Regions from separate parts of the Homo sapiens genome. Here regions 1 and 3 are each linked to region 2. Evidence: chromatin contacts called from ENCODE Hi-C or POLR2A ChIA-PET data. All regions are on one chromosome and are shown on one strand. Each heading gives the region's core, a stretch centred on a gene start or an enhancer-like site at or near the end of the contact. The rest is flanking DNA. Distances are from core to core; before and after follow the strand shown.

Region 1 (3,797 bases), core at 165-2,664, 280 kb before region 2:
CAGGGGGATTCTGGAAGAAGGAGAGACTAGATTTGGGGAAAGAACCATCTGTCTCTGCAAAAGGCCCCAACTTTCCTTCAAAAACTTATTTTCTATTAGGCCTTTGCCCAAACTTAACAACAGATATTTATGTAAAACTGCCTATGTGCCAGGCACTCTTCTAAGTGCTTTACATAGAATCCTAACAACAGTCCAATGAAACAAGTACCATTATCATCCCCATTTTATAGATGCAGATGCTAAGAACTAGAAGGATGAAGAAGTCCAGAGAGTCTCAAAACTGCTTGGGATTTATATCAGTACCTCTAGGAAATGTGTTAAAATGTAAATTCACATCCTCCAGGATTAGGCAAAGTAACTAAGAAAAAAGAAAATTGAGGACTGACAAGAAGACCAAAGGTGGAACCCTGAGAAACAGCAGCTACATTTATGGGACAGATGGAGGAAGAATTGACCTCAGGGTGTGGTGTGAGAAGGTAGCAGGAGAGCCAAGGCAGGGTGCTGTCTTGGCCATTCAGGGAAGGGTGTTCAAATAATGAGGTCACGTCAACCATTTCAGGAAGGTATTGGGAAGTGTTTGCTGGGATTGGCAATTAGCAGGTCACTTACAACTTTGTTGAGAAGAGTTTTAGTGTCGTGCTGGGGAAAGAATAATGGTCTCATCCTCAAATACCTTGTAAGACCCTTGAAGGAATCTCTCTCTCTCTCTCTCTCTCTCTCTCTCTGCGTCTGTTATCTTTGACCAGGCTTATACACAGTAAGTGCTCATTTTGCTGATTTTGCCATTGCTGACAAAGATAATGACATTCTACTATTGCTGTTATGAAGTCAAGAGCAAAAGATGGTGTGTATGTGAGTTGAGATTTCGAAAATATGGGTGCAGGAGGCAATTACCCCTCAATTTCAGTTAGGTAGGAAAGGGGGCAGGCAGACAGAGCTTCCTGCATTGCAGAGAGAGATGACCACAGGATGCCCCATAGACAGAGACCAACTCTACTCAGCCAGAGAGAGAAACTGCAGTTCTCCGATAGTAAATGCAGTTGTCCCCTCTTATGGAGACTCAGCTGCCAAAAACTTAGGTGAAGGTTCAAGGTCACTGTGAACCCAGGGCCACCCTGAAATGCTGTCCATTTGTCTGCCTCTAGTCCTTTTTCGGCTTCTAAAGTCCAATCATTCTTTGCCCTTATAACCACTCTGGTGTGTCTTGGAGAGAAAACACAGTTCTTCACGGTTTGCCAGTAGTCGAGGGAGGAATCTGAAAGCTGACTGTTTCTCCCACAGCTTCAGGAGCATTAAAACTTCAAAAGAGGAACTATTTATGCTGTCATTACCACAGCGGTCACTTCTGCAGGATTTCTTTCTCTGATGCAGCACTGGTTGGACACACTTGGCCCAGGGCCGAGAGGGGAGAGGAGGGCGTTACAGAGACACTGAGTCATCCTGCCTCCTCCACGCCCTCCGCAGCTGCCCCTCACTGCACTTCCTCCTCCTCCTCAAGTTAAAGGTCAGCCTCTCATGCTCGTGCCAAGTTTTGCGAAACACACATACGCCAAAAAAAAAAAAAAAAAAAAAGGCTTCAGAAAGGGTAAATTTTTTAACATGAAAAGAAATAAGGAAAGCCTCCTTCAAAAATACATGCAAAAATAAGTAATCCTTCCCCCATACTACTTAATAACTCCAGAATGATAAAAATTTTCCAATTGTGAATATGTAAGGAATAAAATAAAAGGAATGAATGCCCCACTGTGTTAATGCAGCCCTTTTTAAAATGATCCTAATTTCTTCCAGAAGGCTCTGGAGGGTAGATTGCAAGGTTTGTCTTAATATAGAATTATTCCCTTCTCTCCGCTTGTCTTTAGAACCAGTGTGAACATGGTGATATTTTACAGTTGGCAACCTGTACTTCGCTGCTCAAAAATGCTGCATTCCAAGGGCTACAATCATGCATTGTGCATTTGAAATGCCTGTTGCTAAGAACAAATATCAACCCCAGGACGACCCCACTCAGCAGATCGGCCAACTCCCGCACAGAGCTGTTTCCCGACCTCTGGTCAGAGACAGGAAGCCCATTGGACCCTAGGCCCAGGCAAGTGCGGAGGGTTCCCAGGCAGGTGACATGGTAAAATGTAGACGACTAGCTCTCTGTCTGTCTTCAGGATAACGTCTGCCTCCCACCCTTCCTGGTCCCAGCTTAGGAATGTATGCAGCCCTTTTATGTGCATTGCCAGGAGGCTTGTGAAGTAGATTGGACAGAGGTTTTACAGCATTGTTCCTATTTAACTGATCAAGGACTGAACCTTGTAGTTTAACAACATGAAGTTGTACGGGAACAACTAAGCAGTTGCTGGACTAAAACCCTCAGCTTCCGAATCGCAGCCCCATTAAACTCACTTCCAGCCCCGTTGTACCCTCTTTCCCCATGAGGCCGCCCCAGTGGTGCTGAAAACAGGGACTGACCTGGTTGCAACGGGAGCCTGGGGTCCTGTTCTTTGCATGTTCCCACACTGCCCTTAAAGGCTGACTGCCCCGTGGGCACTGTACATCTGCAGATCACTCGCTTTCGACATTCAGAGACCTCCATCTCATGGCAGGGTTGCCCGTGTCCACACCTCGCACTTCTCCCATGCCACTTACAGCCTGTTTCAGATTAGTTTTAACAATTGTTTTCTGGAGATTTTCCAAACTTTCCTCAGCCAAACAATCAGGGAAAGGGATAGGCCTGGCGCCGTGCAGAGGAATGGAGCCCTTCCCGCCCTGGAGCCACCTCCAACAGAGGCAACTCCGTGTACGGTGAACATTACCCTAACTGGTGAAAGTGATGATGTTCAATTATGTTGTATGTTATGTGCTTTTGTTTTTTGCACTTCTCTGTAAATGTCCTTCTTCCTAGTGAGTGGAGGGGTGTTGGGGGCGGAGTACTAGGATGTGAAAGTAAACACCAAGAGAAAGGTACAGGTTCAACGTGAGCATCTACAATAGGATTATCAAACCTGCAGAAAGGCTTTGTTAGGAGAGAAAGGGGTTTCCTCAATCCCTCTTTCTACCTTTCTTTAACATTTCAGAAGGCAAGTCTGGCAAACCTGCTCCCGGAGTTCTACCTGAGAGACATCTCACCCATTCTCCTGATGAATGGAGAGAAGAAGGAAGACAAAGAGAGAGGGAGAAATTTGGGGACAAGGAATGTGATCCCCACCCCCTAAGTCCCACATCTCTCAAAGGGGGTCTCAGGGGCTTTACAGGCACTGGGTTAGGTATGGGGAGCCCAAACCATCGGCTGAGCGCATGCTGCTGGGACCTTCCAGGGCAGTCTGCCATTTGCAACATGAAGCAGGAACAGTGGTGCCCAGGAGGCATGGGATGCGACGAGATGGATCATTGGAGGACATGGCCTGGGTCTCCATGGCTGGTGGACTGCAGGTCAGGGCCCAGAAGTTCCCCATGCCTCTGTGAATACAAGTGGAAGTGATGAGAGGCAGCTGGGTTGGCATCGACCTGGATGGGAGTGAAGAGGCCACAGGGGGAGGCTGTGAGAGAAAACACATGGCCACCACCATGTTACAAGAAAGTCACGGTATTAACTACAATCACATTTGGGCACTACCTTCAAGTAACAAGCAGAATCACCACTCCCCTACCTCCACCAATATCACCCTGGCCCAAGTCAGTTTTGTCTCCCATCCTGACTTCGTTTCTTGCTGCATCCGCCTCCTTACTGGCCATGTTGTTTCCACTCTTGGCCCTTGCAGTCTATTTTTCACCTAGGAGCCAGAGTGACTCCTTTAAAAATGTAGCAAAGA
Region 2 (3,805 bases), core at 647-3,146:
TATGTTTTTCCAAACATAGGTTAGGTTTTTAACATTCAAATGAGGAATGAAAGGACCCTAATTCAGGGAGGCAGTTAAGCAAATAAAGCACTAATTTTAGAGGCAGTCTCAACCAAACCCACTCTTCTAATGCGTAGTTGTTTAACAAAGCGGCACAGTCAGCACCATACAGGAAAACTGACTTACTATGTGCCAGGTATTGTTCTAAGCTTATTTATTTATTTATTTATTTATTTATTCATTTATTTATTTATTTATTAATGAGATGGAGTCTTGCTCTGTCGCCCAGTCTGGAGTGCAGTGGCGCGATCTCGACTCTCGACTCACTGCAACCTCCACCTCCCGGGTTCAAGCAATTCTCCTGCCTCAGCCTCCCGAGTAGCTGGGATTACAGGCACATGCCACCACGCCCAGCTAACTTTTGTATTTTTAGTAGAGACAGGGTTTCACCATGTTGGCCGGGCTGGTCTCAAACTCCTGACCTCAAGTGATCTGCCAGCCTTGGCCTCCCAAAGTGCTGAGATTATAGGCGTGAGCTACCGCACCCAGCCTCTAAGCACTTTTCTATATAAACTCATTTAATCTTCACAAGACCCTACTGGGCAGGTGTGATTGGAAATTGAGGCACAGGGAGGTTGGTTACTTGCACAGCTGGGATACAAACCCAGGCAGGCTAGAGCCACGGCTTTGCTTCTAACCAGTAATCCATGCTGCTTCCTTAGTTAATAGCTCTAATGCTTATTACCCCTCCCTCACCAACCACTCAGCAGGACAAAGTGGTAAATTCAAATTCAGGCTCTACTCCTTATTCCTCCAGGCAGTTTCATTATCTGAGTACTTGGCATAATAATATCTTCCTGCTGTGGGGGTCGCCTGAGATAATGATACAGGTGCTTGCCTGTGGAATCAGCCCCAGGCACTGCAGGCCTGTTTGCAGTCCCCTCTGTATCTCGGGTCTCAAGTTCCCTCTGATGATATTCAAAGAAACTCCACCAGGGCCTTAGGTTCCATCAGGGGCTTCTTCCAGATCATCTTGTATCGGTAACGCACAATGATTCAGCCACACCCATCCACAAAGGCTCATTACCTCTTGCTTTCAGTAAACCAGGCTGAACACAGGTAAGAATAGGAGAAAAAAGAGGTCCCAACTCATGCTTCCCTGACCCCTGTATCTCTTCCCTAGGCTTCTGGAGAGCCTGCCCGAGGCAGCTGGCAGCCCTTAGAACATTAGAAGGAGAAAGTTTTTGGATGCAAAGTATTCGTGAGGAGGGCTCATTGAAAAGAAAAGGCAGCCTATTGAAATTCAAGTTAAGCTTAGACCAGATCCTATGGCTAACTCCCATAGGATATCCTCCCGCTATCTCATGTGGGGATAGCCATAGGATCTGGTCTATGCTTGCAGAGCCATACAACCCTCCTCCCCACACCCAGTTGCCCGTAAGTACAATTTGAGCTCCCCACCCACCATGGTCTGCTGTACATCTTGATACCAGACCTGCCTTTCCTGGAGCTGGCCTCAGATGGATTCAGCTGGATCCAGTCCAACCAGATTGTAAGCTCTGGCCCTCCAGATAACCTCTGTGGCTTCCTCCAGGCCTCCCACAGTTGGGGCCTCTTGGAATCACAGTTGATAATGTTAGTTGCCAGCAATCACCCCGATCTCTAAAACTTCATCTCCGTGCTTTCCGTTCCTTTGCCAACCACCTGTTCAGGCTGATGATGACATTTAATGAATCTCCTTCCTTCCTAGTCTTGATAACAGCACAGGTCCCTCACCATACGAAGAGAAACAGCCTTTCAAGAACCTGCTTTGGAAATTGGCACTCTCGACATACAACTGCATTCCTTTCAGCTCACATTACTGCAGCTGCTCCAGTGCCAGCATCTAAACCATCTCATCTTGTGTCCAGTGCAGTGAAATCACCTTGTGGGGAGAGCAGTCAATGTGTTGGTAGGGACCAAGGGCCGAGCCTACCCCACTGGGAACTGGCTGGGCTGGGCCCTGTGTTTGATAGAAATCCTAACATATTCAGAGCCATAGGAATTTTCTTTTTTCTTATGCTGATAGTTTACTTCCATACTACTAAAATTTGCAAAACAAAATGCCACAGGCTAGGCTAAATACAGTGCACATTCTATCTCTCTCTCTTTTTTTTTTTTTTTTACATTTTTTTGAGACAGAGTTTCACTTTTGTCGCCCAGGCTGGAGTGTAATGGCATGATCTGGGCTCACTGCAACCTCCATCTCCCGAGTTCAAGCAATTCTCCTGCCTCAGTCTCCCAAGTAGCTGGGATTACAGGCACCCGCCCCCAACCATGCCTGGCTAATTTTTTTTTTGTATTTTTAGTAGAGATGTGGTTTCACCATGTTGGCCAGGCTGGTCTCAAACCCCTGACCTCAGGTGATCCACCTGCCTCGGCCTCCCAAAGTGCTGGGATTACAGGCGTGAGCCACCGCGCCGGCCATAGTGCACATTCTCACATGCGCTGCATGGCCACAGGGAAAGGCATAAGCTTTCTTGTCCCCCTCCATCTGATATAAATAAATAATCCAAGAAACAGAGCATTTACTTTTTCAGGACCAGATTTATTCATGGTATTGGCTGCTCTTCTGGTAAATGAGCTCGGCTTCCAGGAATCAAGCCTGCCCACGTAAACATGGCACCCCGACCCCTGAGAATGTTAGCTGGCCACTCCTCACCATATACTCCTGCCATACCACAAGTGGATGGCTAAATGGTTCACGCCCAAACTGTCATCTATCTAGAAGCTATTACAATCTAGATTTTTAAAGTTACGTATTCTAGATCCACAAAAGGTACAACAGACTAAGTGCACTTAAGTTTTGCAATTTGTTTCAGCTTGAAGGATTTCCATACGTAATTGCCCACAGTTGTTATGCAGTGTCAGAGAGCTAGCACAAAAGGCGGTCTCCCTGAGACATAAACCAATCTAAACAGAGCTGTCACTATAGTTTTTACACAGATGATGATTCTCCCTTCTGCAAATTTAGGTCATGGTAATCTGTCTGTTACTTTTGATCTTCCCATTGAACTATGTTTCTCCATCTTGCTAGTGTCTTCGATCGTTTTCTTTTGTGAAGGGGCAAAAGAAAAGTTATCCAAAAATTCTTTTTCCACTCTGGTAAAAGTAGTTTTAAGATAATACTAAAAAGTAATGTTTTATCGCCCTCTACTGGTATATGACATTAATAGCCATTTGCAAAAAAGTTAACTTTTAGAGAAAAGGTAATAAAATTCAGAAAAGTCAAAAAAAAAAAGAGCCTTTTATGTGCCTTTAACATTTGTCTTATTTTTATTTTTATTTTTTTGAGATGGAGTCTCGCTCTGTAGCCCAGGCTGGAGTGCAGTGGCATGACCTTGGCTCACCGCAACCTCTACCTCCCAGGTTCAAGCAATTCTGCCTCAGCCTCCCAAGTACCTGGGATCACAGGCACGTGCCACCACACCCAGCTAATTTTTGTATTTTTAGTAGAGATGGGGTTTCACCATGTTGGCCGGGCTGGTCTTGAACTTCTGACCTCGTAATCCACCTGCCTTGGCCTCCCAAAGTGGTGGGATTACAGAGGTGAGCCACTTCGCCCAGCCAAAATTTTTTTCTTTTTCTTTCTTTTTTTTTTTTTTGAGATGCAGTCTCGCTCTGTCGCCCAGGCTGGAGTGCAGTGGCGTGATCTCGTCTCACTGCAACCTCCACCTCCCAGGTTCAAGCAATTGTCTTGCCTCAGCCTCCTGAGTAGCTGGGATTACAGGCGCACACTGCTACGCCTGACTAATTTTTTGTACTT
Region 3 (3,755 bases), core at 787-3,286, 410 kb before region 2:
TTCTGTAAACATGTACTGCATGTTCACCAGCGCCTGGCTTGTGCTAGGGCCTGATCTTGCCGAGCTGCACAGTTCTTGCCCTCAAGTGAAGGCAGACCAGAAAAAAATCAACTCTCATAAATGCATAAGTACATGAAGTGGTGGTGTTACAGAGAGGAGGAATCCAACTAAGCCTGTAGGGTTCAAGATCCTCTTCCAAGAGGAACTGACACTCAAGCTTCAATGGCAGGTAGGAATAAATGAGGTGAACAGGGAGTAGAAAATATTTCAAGCCGAGAGAACAGATAATCTTGGAGGAAAGTCCAGGAGACCATGGCACTCCTACAGAACACGAAGTACTTCAGTTGGTGTCAGCTGAGGGTAAGAACACAGAAGTGGTGGCAAATGGAGCTGGACAGAAGGGAAGCACACAGCTCATGGAGAGCCTGTTCTCCCTGGTCAAAGAAATTAAATGTTCCCTTGAAGTTCACAAAGGAAATGGTGAGGATTTTTAATAGATGTGTGACACCAGGTAATTCACTCTGGTGGCAGTATAAATTTTTAAATGGAACATTTTGCAATAACCCAGACAAGAAGTGAACTGGATTAAGGGAGTGGCCTTGGGTGGGGAGGATGAAATAGACAGCAATGATATAGGGGAAGCAGAATTCACAGAATTTGGTGACTGATGGAATTTTCCAGGTTGAGGGAGAGGGGAGACTTGAGAGTGACTTGCTACTGGCTTGGACAATGTGAATAATAAAACCCTTCACTACCGTGAACATGGAGGAGGAAGTGGGTAGTTTGGAGGGTGAGGGAGAGAAAGAGTGAGTGTGGACTGGGATATGCTGGGTACATGCATGGATGGGCATCCCGGTGGAGACACAGATCTGAACTCAGGAGGCATTTCTGGACTAGAGGGATTAGGGATGCTTATCTAAGAAGTATCAGCATAGACCGTCCCTCATTTAATCCCCACAACTGCCTTATGAAGCAGTTGTTATAGCCTTATTTGATAGACAAGAAAGCCAAAGCTTGCCCAGTCACAGTGTTGGAGAGCTAGGATTTTCTCCTTGGTCTGTCTGAGTCCAAAGCCTACACTGACCCCATGGGCCCTCCACATCAGGAGTTTTATGATTTGCAGTGAAGCATCTTCCATTATCGCAACCTGTTCTCCATAATGGTTGCATGGAGAAATACATCTTTCCAGAAATCACTATAAATGACTTCCAGGTTTCCCAAGAAATCTGGGAATACCTGATTGTCAGAAACAGAGCAGTACCTTGATATATGTGATAGCAAGACAATGGGAAGCCTCTGTTACTGCATTCTTGGAGTTCACATTACTAAGTTACAGCTCTAGACAAAAAGTGGGCAAAGGAGGGTCCCCCAGCTCTCCTTAAGGACCCCAGCATCCAGGAAAATGCCCTCGTTGTTTTACACAAAGAACAACCACCACCCTCAGCTAATGGGTAAAATCCACTTCAGATAATAAACTGCTGCATTTATTTGATATCTTATTAGATTTGCTTCAAAGACACTAAATCAAAGAGTGGCATTACTGTTCATCTCCTGAATTTCACATCAGGGAAAGAAGGGGGGGTGGGTAGGTGGATAACTGTACAGAGGACTTACTTGAAAGTCACAGATGGGCTTAATGAGAACAAAGAAATAAGCAGCCAGCAGGCCCCTGCCCTCCTGTGTCTGCACACGGCTCTCCCCGGCCAGGTGCTGACTCTTTCTGCAGCCCTAACACCAAGGAGGTTCAAGACTGATGGCAACACAAGGTCCAAATATCTATCACGTGCCAAAGTGAAGGAGTTTACATGTGATTAAAAACACTTTCACATTACCACAAGACAGCAATATGAACTGTGACCTAAAGCCTCAGCATACTCTGCCCCCATCATACCCCAGCCCACTCATGCCCTATGTTCTTAAAGAGCTCATGCAAAAATTCCCCACCTGGCTCCACTCATTCCAGGCTTAAACCATCCATAAGCTTCCTGGAAGCCTCAAGACTTGAAACACACCCTTGACCCTCAGCAGACTCATGACACTGGCCAGAGCTGCAGGGAGAAGCCCTCACTGAGAGCTCTGTGCTGACTCCCAGATGGCCAGTCCTTCCAGGACTGACCAGATGGTTCAGACAGCAAGGTCTCTCTGTCTGGACATACTAGTCATTTGATGAAAGTCAAAATATGTGATGGCTGCAGTCATTACCCAAGGCTTCTGTCATCATCGCATTCCCAGATTCTTTGGATTTGGCTGGGCAAACAGACTGGACAAGGCTCGGCTGCTGCTTTTGCTATTCACAGACACCACTTAAACTGAGTGATCCCCTTTCAAAACCTGCTCCCATGATCCAAATTCTTCTGGAAGATGAGATTTCTGGTTAAGCAAAAGTCAGCTGTGCACGGATGGTTTGAAAATTCTTCCCTCCCCTCATCTTCATGTACACCCATCATTGCCACGTCATTGCCCCTCCCAGACCCTTCCTTATAGCAGTCATTATCTATCCCACCAGGCCACCCTCCTGGGCTGGAAGATAGAAGCATGACCCATGACATGACTGAAGGTGCAGGGTCTTCAGTCTGGGCAGTTTAAACCATGATTTAACAGGATGTAGACAAAGAACCCTGCAGCTGGGGACTCAAGTTTCTTGCTCCAACTAAACCCAGAATCTGCCCTTTCCTAGTAAAGTAAACTGTAACCTGAATTTCTCAACTACAAAATTAGGACAATACTAGTCACTCTCTCTGTCCTGCTAACCTCTCATGCATAATGTGAGGATAAAATGAAAGTAGAGATGTGACTATGGTTTAACAAAGCGACTATGGTTTAACAAAGCCAAAAATATAATATACAGTATTATTACCAAGAGCAGATCACGTCCTCTGCACCATGTATCCCACCTAAGCAGGATTAATGTTTTTAACACTCAGTTTTTCCCACTCAAATATCAGATCCTTGGTTCTTATTTATTTATTTTTTTTAGAGATGGGGTCTTTCTCTGTCACCCAGGCTGGAGTGCAGTAACTCACTCATAGCTCACTGCAGTCTCAACTTCCTGGGCTCAAGTGACCCTCCTACCTTAGCCTCTAGAGTAGCTGGAACTACAGGCACGAGGCACCACACCAGGCTAGAACCTTGATTCTAACAGTCAGTAGTATCTGGAGGAAGTCTTTAACTGAACCCCATATGAAATTGACAATAAGACTTTTTGAGAAGACTGGACTGGTATTCTGTAATGAGAATTGTCTATTATTTCACTAGATATTCTAGACAATTGAACCTGGTCCTAAATTTTCTCCCCCTAAGAAACTAGTGATAACCTTCAACCAGTGTAGCTAAGATACAGCTGTTTCTTGGATCAGTTTCTTATTTCTTTACATCCTGAGCAGTCTATGTGCCAGGACATTTTCTTCTATTAATAAAGCCATCTTAGTTTGTGTCTCTGCAATTGCCCAAAGCAAGTCCCCAAGAACCAAATTAATATCCTGTGATAGCAAGCTCCATTTCCCTTGACTGTGCTCGGCACAACATGAGTTGCAGCTTGACGCAGGAATCGACATGGGGCCCTCAGCTCTGTGCTCCTCCATCATCACTTTCTTCACCTCAAAATGAGTCCCCATGATATGCCATACTCTGCATAGGACAAAGTAGTGCACAAAAGCAAATGAGGTTTTTCCCTTAGAGGAGCTTATACTCCACAGCTGAGTTTGCTAAGGAGGCTGGGTTCTCTTTTTGAGAGCTGGTCCATGGGGTTTGTTATA

Evidence for each region. Hi-C counts contacts between places; a loop is a spot of excess contacts on that map. ChIA-PET counts read pairs that join two places held with the same protein, here RNA polymerase II (POLR2A). Pooled maps may share reads with other maps.
Region 1: a loop to region 2 is called in a map of psoas muscle, with 4 times the contacts of the local background. The contact joins two enhancer-like sites. A Hi-C loop is called at or near these places in 4 of 168 maps with a recorded cell type or tissue (PC-3, aorta, endothelial cell of umbilical vein and 1 more) and 2 of 50 pooled maps. POLR2A ChIA-PET finds 5 or more read pairs at or near these places in 4 of 52 experiments (B cell, BJ, OCI-LY7 and 1 more).
Region 3: a loop to region 2 is called in a map with no recorded cell type, with 2.4 times the contacts of the local background. The contact joins two enhancer-like sites. A Hi-C loop is called at or near these places in 2 of 168 maps with a recorded cell type or tissue (Caco-2 and heart left ventricle), 3 of 37 single-sample maps with no recorded cell type and 9 of 50 pooled maps. POLR2A ChIA-PET finds 5 or more read pairs at or near these places in 2 of 52 experiments (activated T-cell and common myeloid progenitor, CD34-positive).

Annotation. Positions count from the first base shown.
Region 1 is chr13:40,401,142-40,404,938 of GRCh38, forward strand. All of the region lies in intron 6 of LINC00598 (long intergenic non-protein coding RNA 598), which reads right to left. Among named protein-coding and RNA genes, the nearest start is that of LINC00598, 78 kb to the right of the region's middle. Within about 2 kb of position 1,415, at least 25 of the 41 ENCODE cell types and tissues checked have a DNase peak (open chromatin) inside an H3K27ac peak, as active enhancers do; they include endothelial cell of umbilical vein and psoas muscle, where a contact is called at or near this core.
Region 2 is chr13:40,679,980-40,683,784 of GRCh38, forward strand. No RefSeq gene overlaps it. Among named protein-coding and RNA genes, the nearest start is that of FOXO1, 15 kb to the left of the region's middle. RefSeq lists enhancers at 1-694, 695-1,459, 1,460-2,224. Within about 2 kb of position 1,897, at least 3 of the 41 ENCODE cell types and tissues checked have a DNase peak (open chromatin) inside an H3K27ac peak, as active enhancers do; they include endothelial cell of umbilical vein and psoas muscle, where a contact is called at or near this core.
Region 3 is chr13:40,267,180-40,270,934 of GRCh38, forward strand. No RefSeq gene overlaps it. Among named protein-coding and RNA genes, the nearest start is that of LINC00548, 49 kb to the left of the region's middle. Within about 2 kb of position 2,037, at least 2 of the 41 ENCODE cell types and tissues checked have a DNase peak (open chromatin) inside an H3K27ac peak, as active enhancers do.